Regions from separate parts of the Homo sapiens genome. Here region 1 is linked to region 2. The links are chromatin contacts, found by Hi-C or POLR2A ChIA-PET in ENCODE. All regions are on one chromosome and are shown on one strand. The core of a region is the stretch at or near the end of the contact, and the rest is flanking DNA. Distances in the headings are between cores, read along the strand shown. Region 1 overlaps RPA1 (replication protein A1). Region 2 overlaps PITPNA (phosphatidylinositol transfer protein alpha).

Evidence for each region. A loop is a pair of places that touch in the nucleus more often than their neighbours do. ChIA-PET counts read pairs that join two places held with the same protein, here RNA polymerase II (POLR2A). Pooled maps may share reads with other maps.
Region 1: a loop to region 2 is called in a pooled map, with 2.6 times the contacts of the local background. The contact joins two enhancer-like sites. A Hi-C loop is called at or near these places in 1 of 37 single-sample maps with no recorded cell type and 4 of 50 pooled maps. POLR2A ChIA-PET finds 5 or more read pairs at or near these places in 1 of 52 experiments (GM10248).

What each region holds. Positions count from the first base shown.
Region 1 is chr17:1,859,266-1,864,505 of GRCh38, reverse strand. The region is part of intron 5 of RPA1 (replication protein A1); the gene reads right to left. Among named protein-coding and RNA genes, the nearest start is that of RPA1, 32 kb to the right of the region's middle. Within about 2 kb of position 2,690, at least 6 of the 41 ENCODE cell types and tissues checked have a DNase peak (open chromatin) inside an H3K27ac peak, as active enhancers do.
Region 2 is chr17:1,551,950-1,557,575 of GRCh38, reverse strand. PITPNA (phosphatidylinositol transfer protein alpha) reads left to right here. Exons shown (of 12, transcript NM_006224.4): 3 at 4,427-4,572. Among named protein-coding and RNA genes, the nearest start is that of PITPNA, 8.0 kb to the left of the region's middle. RefSeq lists a silencer at 1,074-1,274 and an enhancer at 1,691-1,760. Within about 2 kb of position 1,800, at least 7 of the 41 ENCODE cell types and tissues checked have a DNase peak (open chromatin) inside an H3K27ac peak, as active enhancers do.

The DNA of each region.
Region 1 (5,240 bases), core at 1,441-3,940, 310 kb before region 2:
GTACAATGGTGCAATCTCAGCTCACTGCAACCTCCGATTCCCAGGTTCAAGCGATTCTCCTGCCTCAGCCTCCCTAGTAGCTGGGAATACAGGCGCGTGCCACTATGCCCAGCTAATTTTTTTGTATTTTTAGTAGAGACGAGGTTTCACCATGTTGGCCAGGCTGGTCTCAAACTCCTGACCTCAGGTGATTCGCCCACCTCAGCCTCCCAAAGTGCTGGGATTACAGGCATGGGCCACTATGCCCCGCATATATTGGTAAATTTAAATTAAGACAGTGAATTAGTGTACTTCAGTGGGAACCAGCTAAGCACCTTTGTCTATTGGGAGCAGCAGAGACAGTTTAATTTTTAAGAAACAGCTCCTTCTCTGAGTTCAAACATAGCTTCCTACTGAGAAATCATTTGGGAAGGAGGAGATACACAGCGGAAGATTTCAAATAAGCCACATGAACATCTTCCAGCTTCTTGATGCTGACCAGCTTAAAGTCGATTTTATATTTTCAATGTCACAGTTATAATTAGTTAATATATGTACTTAATTAGTTATATGTTATTAAAATTATTCAATACACTCTGAACATTTCTTTTCTATAAATTATATCACAAATTTTTTTCCAAATATTCATGATTGACCATCATCTCTTAGTGACTTCAGATTTAGTTCAAAAATTGGCTGATTAGTAAAACAATAAAATTATGTTGTTCTGATTACTAAAAATATCTGAAAACATAACAACCATTTGAAAATTGCCTTCTACAAGTATGTTTTGAAAACTTTAAATTTTTAATAAAGCAAGATATGTTTCATAGAAAAACTTCAATCTGACTGGCCATTTAAATTTTGATGTCGGCCCCCTGCAGGGGCTCACGTTCGTAATCCCAGCACATTGGGAGACCGAGGCAGGTGGATTACCTGAACTCAGGAGCTCAAGACCAGCCTGGACAACATGGCAAAACTCTGTTTCTACAAAAAAATATAAAAAGTAGTTGGGGCCAGGCACGGTGGCTCACACCTGTAATCCCAACACTTTGGGAGGCCAAGGTGGGTGGATCACCTGAGGTCAGGAGTTCGAGACCAGCCTGGCCAACGTGGTGAAACGCCGTCTCTACTAAAAATAAAAAAAATTAGCTGAGTGTGGTGGCGGGCACCTGTAATCCCAGCTACTCGGGAGGCTGAGGCAGGAGAATCGCTTGAGCCCGGGAGGTGGAGGTTGCAGTGAGCCGAGATTGTGCCATTGCACTCCAGCCTGGGTGACAGAGTGAGACTCGTCTCAAAAAAATAAAATAAAATAAAATAAAATAAAATAAAATAAAATAAATTAGTTGGGCGTGGTGGTTCACGCTCCCAGCTACTGGGAAAGCTGAGGTGGGAAGATCACTTGAGCCTGGGAGGTTGAGGCTACAGTAAGCCCTTTTTGAGCCACTGCACTCCAGCCTGGATGGCAAAGCAAGAACCTGTCTCCAAATAACTAAATAAATAAATCTTGGCCGGGCACGGTGGCTCACGCCTGTAATCCCAACACTTTGGGAGGCTGAGGCAGGCAGATCACCTGAGGTCAGCAGTTCGAGACTAGCCTGGCCAACATGGTGAAACTTCGTCTCTACTAAAAATACAAAAATTAGCTGGGCGTGGTGGCGGGCACTTGTAATCCCAGCTACTTGGGAGCCTGAGGCAGGAGAATCACTTGAACCCGGGGGAGGTTGCAGTGAGCGGAGATCGTTCCAGTGCACTCCAGCCTGGGCAACAAAGCAAAACTTCATCTCAAAAAAAAAAAAAAAAAAAAAAGCTGGGCACAGTGACTCACGCCAATAATCTTAGCACTTTAGGAGGTCAAGGTGGGCGGATCACTTGAGGTCAGGGGATCGAGACCAACCTGGCCAACATGGTGAAACCCCATCTCTACTAAAAATACAAAAATTAGCTGGGCATGGTGGTGTGTGCCTGTAATCCCAGCTACTGGTGAGGCTGAGGCATGAGGATAGCTTGAACTGGGAGGTGGAGGTTGCAGTGAGCCAAGATCATGCAACTGCACTCCAGCCTGGGCAACAAAGTGAGACTCCATCTCAAATAAATAAATAAATAAATAAATATTGAGCTAATCGATATTAACATCTACTTCTTCCATGTGGACAGCAGGGACAAGAGAGGTATAAGAGAGCTACATTCTAAGCTGGGCGCTGTGGCTCACACCTGTAATCCTGGCACTTTGGGAGGCTCAGGTGGGCGGATTGCTTGAGCCCAGGAGTTCAAGACCAGCCTGGACAACATAGACTCCATCGCTACAAAAAAAAAAAAAAAAAAAAAAAAATACGGTTGGGGGCGGTGGCTCACGCCTGTAATCCCAGCACTTTGGGAGGCTGAGGCGGGCAGATCACGAGGTCAGGAGATGGAGACCATCCTGGCTAACACAGTGAAACCCCGTCTCTACTGAAAATACAAAAAAAATCACCCGGGCATGGTGGTGGGTGCCTGTAGTCCCAGCTACTCAAGCAGGAGAATGGCGTGAATCCGGGAGGTGGAGCTTGCAGTCAACCGAGACCGCGCCACTGCACTCCAGCCTGGGCGACACAGTGAGACTCCGTCTCAAAAAATAAAAAAATAAAAACAAAAATTAGCAGGGTGCAGTGGTGCACGCCTGTAATCCCAGCTACTGAGGAGGCTGAGGCAAGGAGGATTGCTTGAGTCCAGGAGGCGGAGGTTGCAGTGAGCCAAGATCACGCCACTGGACTCCAGCCTGGGTGACAGTGTGAGACTCTTAAAAAAGAAAAAAAAAAAAGAGAGAGCACCACATTCTAATCTCCCATAGCGTGAAGTTAATAAACAAATGTTTCAACTGAAAAAATTAACGAAGAGCAGCACAAATGTGTTATTTAGAAATATGGAGACAAACAGAGAAGAAACAGCTGTGAGATTTGAAACAGACTGTCTCTAGACAGGAGTCAGAGGCCAAAGAAAAGTGAGGCAGGAGAATGCTGTTTTGTTTTTAAGGACACACCTCGCAAAAATATTCAACTTTTAAAACTACGTACCGGACAAATGGAGCAACAGAGACCAGGTTCACCCTAACACCTAACATAACCCCCTCCCCCCACCAGAAAGGGAGAAAATACGTGAGACGCATGGTTTTCAATGAGGGGTAGCGCCTGCTGTGCACAGGAAAGCGAGCGAGTGGGTCTGCACCAGCTCAGTGCCTCAAGGGCTTAGGGGGCCTGCCAGAACCCGAGGTGCAGAAATGGGGGCCGAGAGTCTGGGGAGATCGCCGTCTAGCTGGCCGGACAGAGTAGCAGAGAAGAGAGGGCTGTACACAGAGAACTCCAGAAATGGGTGGCAGGTTTCCTGGGTAGTCAGCAGAGTCCTGGTTGGCCCGTGTGTGTGTGTGGACACGATCTGAGGCCAGGGTGAGAATCATCTGAGAAGGCCAGAGGGAACCATGCCTGTGTTTACAGCAAGCTTGAAATAGTACCTGTTTCTACCAGTCAGATGGGAAAAATTCATATTCATGGGGCACGAGGTAGAACAGTCTGTCAGGTCTCGATTCAGTATTGGGAATAACTACACCTAGACTAAATGCAGCTCTCTGATTCTCTAATAAATCTTAAAAGCAACACACCAAAAGATCAAACTGTCTCCAAGTTAACTGTATCCCTGAAAAAAGCTCAAGAATAATTACAGGATTACAAAAGTTTCTAGCACCCAACGAGGTACGAATCCCAATGTCTGGCATTCGGTCCGAGGGCCAGGCATGAAAAGCAGCAGGAAAATATGATCCATGATCGGAGAGGCCGGGATCAACTGACGGAAACAAATCCGGACCTAACACAGACACCAGAATCCACAGACAAGGACCTTACAACAAATACTGTCATTGTGCTCTGTATGTCCCAAAAATTAAGCAGAGATGTAGATGAGTTTTTAAAGACCCAAAATCAAGCTTCTAGGGATAAAAACTATACTATCTGAGAAGAAAAATACACTCAATGGGATTAACAGCAGATTAGGCACTGCCTGAGAAACCATTAGTGAACTTGAACGGCTAGCAATAGAAAGTATACACAATGGCCAGGCACAGTAGCTTATGCCTGTAATTCAGCCTTTTGAGAGGCTAAGGCAGGAGGATTGAGGCCAGGAGTTTGAGACCAGCCTGGGCAACAAAGTGAGACCCCGCCCCTACAAATAAAAAGAAAAGAAATGAGCCGGGCGTGGTGGCACTGCCGTCCCAGCCCCAGTCCAGGCAGTCCACAGGCAGGCCCGGCACTCCACCTCCCAGACTACAGGTGCAGCCTGCAGTCCCAACTACTTGGGAGGCTGAGGCAGGAGGATTGCTGGAGGCCAGGAATTCAAGACCAGTGTGGGCAACATGGCAGGACTCCATGTCCACAAAAAATAAAATTAGGCCAATTATGGTGGCTCACGCCTTTAACCCCAGCACTTTGGGAGGCTGAGGCGGGCAGATCATGACGTCAAGAGATGGAGACCATCCTGGCCAACATGGTGAAACCCTATCTCTACTAAAAATACAAAAATCAGCTGAGCATGGTGATGCGTGCCTGTAGCCCTAGCTACTCAGGAGGCTGAGGCAGGAGAATCGCTTGAACCTGGGAGGCGGAGGTTGCAGTGAGCCGAGATCACGCCACTGCACTCCAGCCTGGCAACAGAGTGAGACTTCGTCTCAAAAATAAATAAATAAATAAAAAACAAAATAAAATTAGCTGGGCGTGGTGGCACATGCCTGTAGTCCCAGCTACTCAGGAGGCGGAGGTGGGAGGATTGCTTGAGCCCAAGGTGTTGAGGCTGCACTGAGCCGTGAATGTACCACTGTACTCCAGCCTGGGCAACAGAGCAAGATGTTGTCTCTAGGAGAGAAAAAACAAAACAAAACAAAAAAAACGCCAAAGTGGCTATGCTAATATCAAAGCAGACTTCAAAGCACAGAATTTCCCAGGGATAAAATCATTTCATAATAATAAGAGTCAACTCATCAAGTGGACACAAGAATTCTAAATTATATAGATATTTAATAATACAGCTTTGAAATACATGAAGCAAAAACTAATAGAACTGCAGAGAGACAGAGAAACTTACAATTATTACAGTTAGAGATTTCAATATCCCTCTCAGTAAATGACAGAACAAGTAAACAGAAAAACAGTAAAGATATAGAAAAACTGAATAACACAATTTACCGACTCGACCTAATTGACATTTGTAAGACTCTGCCCAACAACAGAATACACATT
Region 2 (5,626 bases), core at 551-3,050:
TGAACTTCTTCCACTCTCCTCTCCTGGCGCAGCCTTGTTCTTTGCTTCCTTCTGAAATCACAGCCCCACCCCGCCCCAGCTTCCAGTTAAACTCGAGTTTGGGTGAGGTTCGTCAGCCAGTATAGTGCCTCCAGTCACTGGGCTCCGTCTCTCTTTCCTGCAGTGTCAGCATGAAGCTCCTGTGATAACTTCCACTCTGTTCCCAATATGAACTGCACCTTTGAAAAATGAAATCAGGCCAGCAGAGCCTGCAGCACATTTAGTTGAGACAGACATCCAGGCTTGTTGGCCCCCGAGAGGGGTGGGCAGACACTGGCCCTTTAGAGGACTGCCTCCAGGGGTGGGCTACATATCTGATAAGAGCTGTGGGGACCTGGGGAGGGGGCCAGAGGTGGGCCTTGACCGTGATCTTGGGGTTCTGGGAAGGGCAGAAAAGAGAAACGAGACTGGGGAACCTGGGAACCAGGGAGAATGAGGGAATGGCTGGGTAGATGGCTCTAATCCCTGTAGGCACTGGGGATGTACCTGGGGCCTGAGAACCAGGTGCCTGGGCTGACAGGTGTTGGCTTGGAAGGGTCTTGTTAACCCACCTGCTTTGGCCATGCTGTCTTTATTTTTTTTATTTTATAATATTTATTTTAAATAGTGGAGATAGGGTCTCACTCTGTTGTCCACGCTGGTCTTGCCTCAAGTAGTCCTCCTGCCTCAGCCTCCCAGAGTGCTGGGATTACAGATGTCAACCACTTCACCCAGCCTGTGCTGTCTTTATTGAAAATAGCAAGCGATGATTTTCCAAACCAGAAGGCCAAGCAGGAAAGCCCAGCGCGTCCCTTGCCCTCAAACTCAGCTCTTGGGGAGGTGTCCAGTGACGTCCTCTCTGCTGTACAGGATGATCCCACCCCGATCGTTAGGAAGATGTGCCCCAGGAACTCGGGATTTCCTTAGTGTGGTGATTAGGGGTGAAATGGATCCTTTGATAGGGAGTTTCTTGATGGAACGAAGGGCGAGAGTGTCTCTGAGAAGTGCTGCAGACCAAGGAGGGCCAGCCTGTCCTGGAGCACCTGGGGCTGTTCTTGGAGTAAGGCTGAAGGGCCAGACACTGATGGCTTATGGTGGGGCCAAGACTGGAAGGAAAGGGGAACTTCCACCTTGAGAGCATCCACAGTTGGCGGGTGTTCACTTGTGATGGTTTTTCTGCAGCATTGAGGAAGTGGTGGGGCGGAGTTGAGTAATCAGAGCCTGAAGTCTAAGCAGAAGCTTGGGAAGTGAGTGCTGATCAGGATTCACCTGTCTGCCTGGCAGTGGTCAGCCCGTTCTCAGCAAGAAACCATTGACAAGAAAGTACCACGTGGCCTGGGTAGGGTCGAAGCGGAACTTAGTTTCAGAGAATTAGAAAAATCTTGGAGGGGAAGGCCGAAGAAGAAACAATTCATGATCAACCTTCTCAGAGTCTTTGTCAGTAACCCCATCCCCATCCTGACTTAACAGTTTCTATGGGAACAGCTCAGCATCTTGTGACTGGTGGATTCACTTCCTAAATTGGAGGCCATGACTTGAGGCCTTTGCAGTTTTCTGATTTAGGGGAAAGTGAAGAAAGGGAAAGAGAAGGTCATGCCTTTGTAATCATTCCGATGGCCTGCATCAATATTTTGGGGGCAGAATTAGCTTCTGGGTGGCCAGAGCCTTTGGTCTAACCCTGAGTGTCTGGGCGTTGTGCAGCAGAGCGAGAAAGCCCTGGCTGTTTGACGGGGTGTGTCCACCAGTGCTTCCTGGCACAGGTCGGCCGGGCTGCTTCACTTCTTGTTTCCAGAGATTCACGGCACCAGTCCCCCTCTGGTACCCAGCCTGACAGGGCCATGTTGGTGGGACCAAAGCTGTACTGTTGTTTATGACGTGTTTCATGTCAGTATTTCAGGCCCACCCACTGGGCTCCCCCTCCCAGATTGCCAAAGTTGTGGAGTCTGTTTTTCTTAGTTGAATGTCTTAGTTCTCTGGGATAGGTGAACAGATCTCAAGAGCAAGGAACATCATCGCAGGTCTGAGGAGGCTAGATTCCCAGTCCTGTTGGAGTTTTTTAAATCTGATTTAATGATCTGACCCTCCCACTCCTATCTCTGCCCCATCCGAGTCTGGCTGCTTTCCCAGGGGGCAGAGCAGCTGTGCCAAAAGGAACTCTAACGTGAAAAGCGCCCTTCACTTGTAGCTTGTGCAGGCCAGTCTTGCTTACCCCTTTAGATTAACAAAACTGCCTTCACTTGTCTCATTGGGATTAAAGGATCAGAATATCAAGAGAGATTGAAGGGGGAAGATGCCAGCCAACAGGCTGATCCTCTTAGAACCTGCCCTCTGATTCCTGCAGCTGAAGAGAAACCAAATGAAGGCGATTAGTCTCTGCCTGGGGTCCCCCTTCCCAAGTGGTACCACTAGCTGGGAACCTCGCCCCCTCCACCAGGCCCTCTCCCCAGCCTGTCCTTTAGGATTGCTGAGTCAGTGGTTAGATGTTCTTACGGCTCTTCTCTGAAACGGAGTTACTGCTCCTTCTTAGGCACCCCTGGCTCAGCCAAGCCCTGACCCACCTGACGGGTTTTCATGTGTGCCTAGCTGGGTGGTGGACTTGGAGAGGCACAGGGACAGCTTGGGGCTCCAGGGGGGCATTGAGGCAGCACTGATGCAGCTTAGGATTAGCAAGGTCAAGGTGACTGGCTTTCACCCATATGTTCCTCTGTATGGATTTCACTGAGCCTCGATTGCTGCCCCTTTTCATGGCATTTTGTTCTGGGATTTTGCTTTGAAAGTTAGGGCTCTTTCAGCCTTGTGGTGAGCAGTGAATTGTCCTCGTCCTCTGCTTCACTTTCCAGATTTTGCCCAGAAATTTCCCTGCAGTGCTTAGGAAGCTGCCTGGTAGAGCAGGTTTCTAAGTTTGAGGCGAAGCAGCTCTGGAAGCTGCCTCTGTCCTTGCTGTTGGAGGCAGTGATTTAAGTAGCAGTTGCCTAGAGATACATCCTTTCTGTTTTAATCTCAAAGAGAGAAAAACCCAGTCCCTGTAATCCCAGCTACTTCGGAGGCTGAGGCAGGAGGCAGGAGGCAGGAGAATCACTTGAACCCAGGAGGCGGAGGTTGCAGTGACCTGAGATCGCACCACTGTGCGATCTCTGTCTAAAAAAAAAAAAAAAAAAAAAAAAAAATAGAGAAACACCCTTGTCTTCCCCCCGGGGGTGCCAGGAGTTGGGCATAGAGCTCGAGGAAACCCTTTGTCCCCCTCCACCCCCCAGCATGTTGGGTAATCCCATAGCTTTTTTCCTTTTTCTCATACTCCCTAAGCAGCCATGCCTGATTAGCACCGGCAGCGGTAGGAAAGACACATCCGTTGGTGTAGACATAATTTCCTGCCTCAAATGTTGCTGTTCATTTTCTTTTCACCTTGTTTTCTCCTCTGGACAGCTTCTCAGAGAAGAAGGCGGAAGGGCTAAGTCTGGGCACTGCCTAGGTCATTGGCCCATCCTGACAGGGTCAGAGGAGGCCAATCATGTTGACTGGTGACTTGATAGGGTGGCATGTGACCCAAATAAAGGAAAACTAGGTTTTTGCCATGTAGTAAGTGCCAACACAGAGGGTGCACCCAGCCGGCACAGACTGTGGGGCAGGAATCTGTAATATCTCATGTGGGAAGCAGGAATACTTGCTTGGCCCCACCAGGAATCTGGAAAATGTCAAGAGGTTTCATTGCCTGAAAGAGCTACTTGCGGGGTGAGGAGAGGCCTAAGACTAGAGAAGAAGCGAGTAGATGAGCCAGTTTTACGATAGAGGTTGCGGATTTCACAGAGCGCTGAGCACCTTTCTTTGACAAGAAATCAAGTCTTAGGATCTATTTAAATGGGTGAGATCCAGTGATTTCTAGCAACCAACCTAGGTCTTCTGGGGTCTTAATACCAGAAGCAGGCTTAGCACAAAAGCTCCTTTGGACTCTAATCTGTTTTCTGCGTGGTGGTGTCAGGTTAAGTAGACTCACCTGCCTCTTTAAATCCTGATGGATTGACTGGGAACGGTGGCTCATGCTTATAATCTCAGCACTTTGGCAGGCCAAGGTGGGAGGATGGCTTGAGACCAGGAGTTTTGAGACCAGCCTGGGCAACATAGCAAGACCCTGTCTCTACCAAAAAAAATAAATAAATAAAAATAAACCCTGATGGGTGGTGTGAAAATGAGAAGGATGAACTAAACACGTCTGATGGGTCAAGAGGGGCCATGGAGCAGCACTGTCAGTTGCTTTGGGTGGGTTTGGGCAAGGCCTGATGTGAAACTCCAGAACCAGCTCCTGCATGAGGAGACCCCAGGGAGATCCAGTTAGACACTTACTGGCAGCTGGATTACGTGTAACCGTTGAGAAGGGTCCGTGTTGAGAATAACATCTGTCTCTGTCCTTTAGTATCAAGTGGGGCAGCTGTATTCTGTGGCTGAGGCCAGTAAAAATGAAACGGGTGGTGGCGAAGGCGTGGAGGTCCTGGTGAATGAGCCCTACGAGAAGGACGGTGAGAAAGGCCAGTACACACACAAGATCTACCACCTGCAGAGGTATGCGGCATGAGCAGCGGGGCCGGATGCTGGCTTTTGTGTGTGTGTGAATGAGTGTTATTTCCTTTATTGTTTTATATAGATGGGATTATACTAATTGTTATATCCTAACAATTAATAGTTATATACTGACTGTATAAATGTTATACTCACATTTATATAGATGGGAATATACTATTCCTTTTTTGTTGTTACTTATCATGGCCTCCTCTCCCAGCCTGTTCTGTCTGCCTCGGTCTCTGAAGTCCGTGTAGGATTCACAGTATCATGGGGGACAGAAGTGCTATAGGTTGTTGAACCCTCCTGTCTTGACGCATATTTCTAGTCATTTCCAGATGCCTACATAATCCAGTAAAACTCCTTCTGTGTAGATCTTCTGATGTACTTGTATATGCAGATTTTTAGCAAATATTCCTAAAATTGAATTCCTAGAATTGCTGGGCTGGTAGGGTTTTTAATTCTGATATCGTGAAATCGATCGCTAGAGAAATTTTGGTACCTCTCTTTGGATCAAAGGCATCAGCATTTTTAAATGAAGCTTGAACTGATTTGTGTACTGGAATCCATATCAAACTACACAAATTTGCTAAATCCCTAACGAAAACAGTAATGTTTCAGCAAACTGTGAGCAGACCCAAAGGGCGTTGATGGTATTAATTATACATCAGCTTGAGTGGAAGTCAAACCAAGCTAGTTTTAGAAGCTATCCAGAACTGGTAAAGGTAAACCTGAATCTTTTTAAAAATTGTGATAAAGTACACGTAACATAAAATTCACCATTTTAACCATTTTTAAGTATACAGTTCAGTGACATTTAAGTCCATCCACACTGCTGTGAAACTGAAAGCTGGATCTTAATTTCTAGTCTCTAAACTGAACTGAAATCAATTGACTTTCATTTGGAAAAAGCCCCACTTCACTGTGGTCTGTCACTTTGATGGTGTCAGAGGGTCCAGGACCTCAGTGCCAGGGTGCGAGGAGAGCAGTGCTGTGCAGTGGGGAGGAACCTCACCATCACCCAGTCTCCTCGCCAGAGGGTCCAGGACCTCAGTAC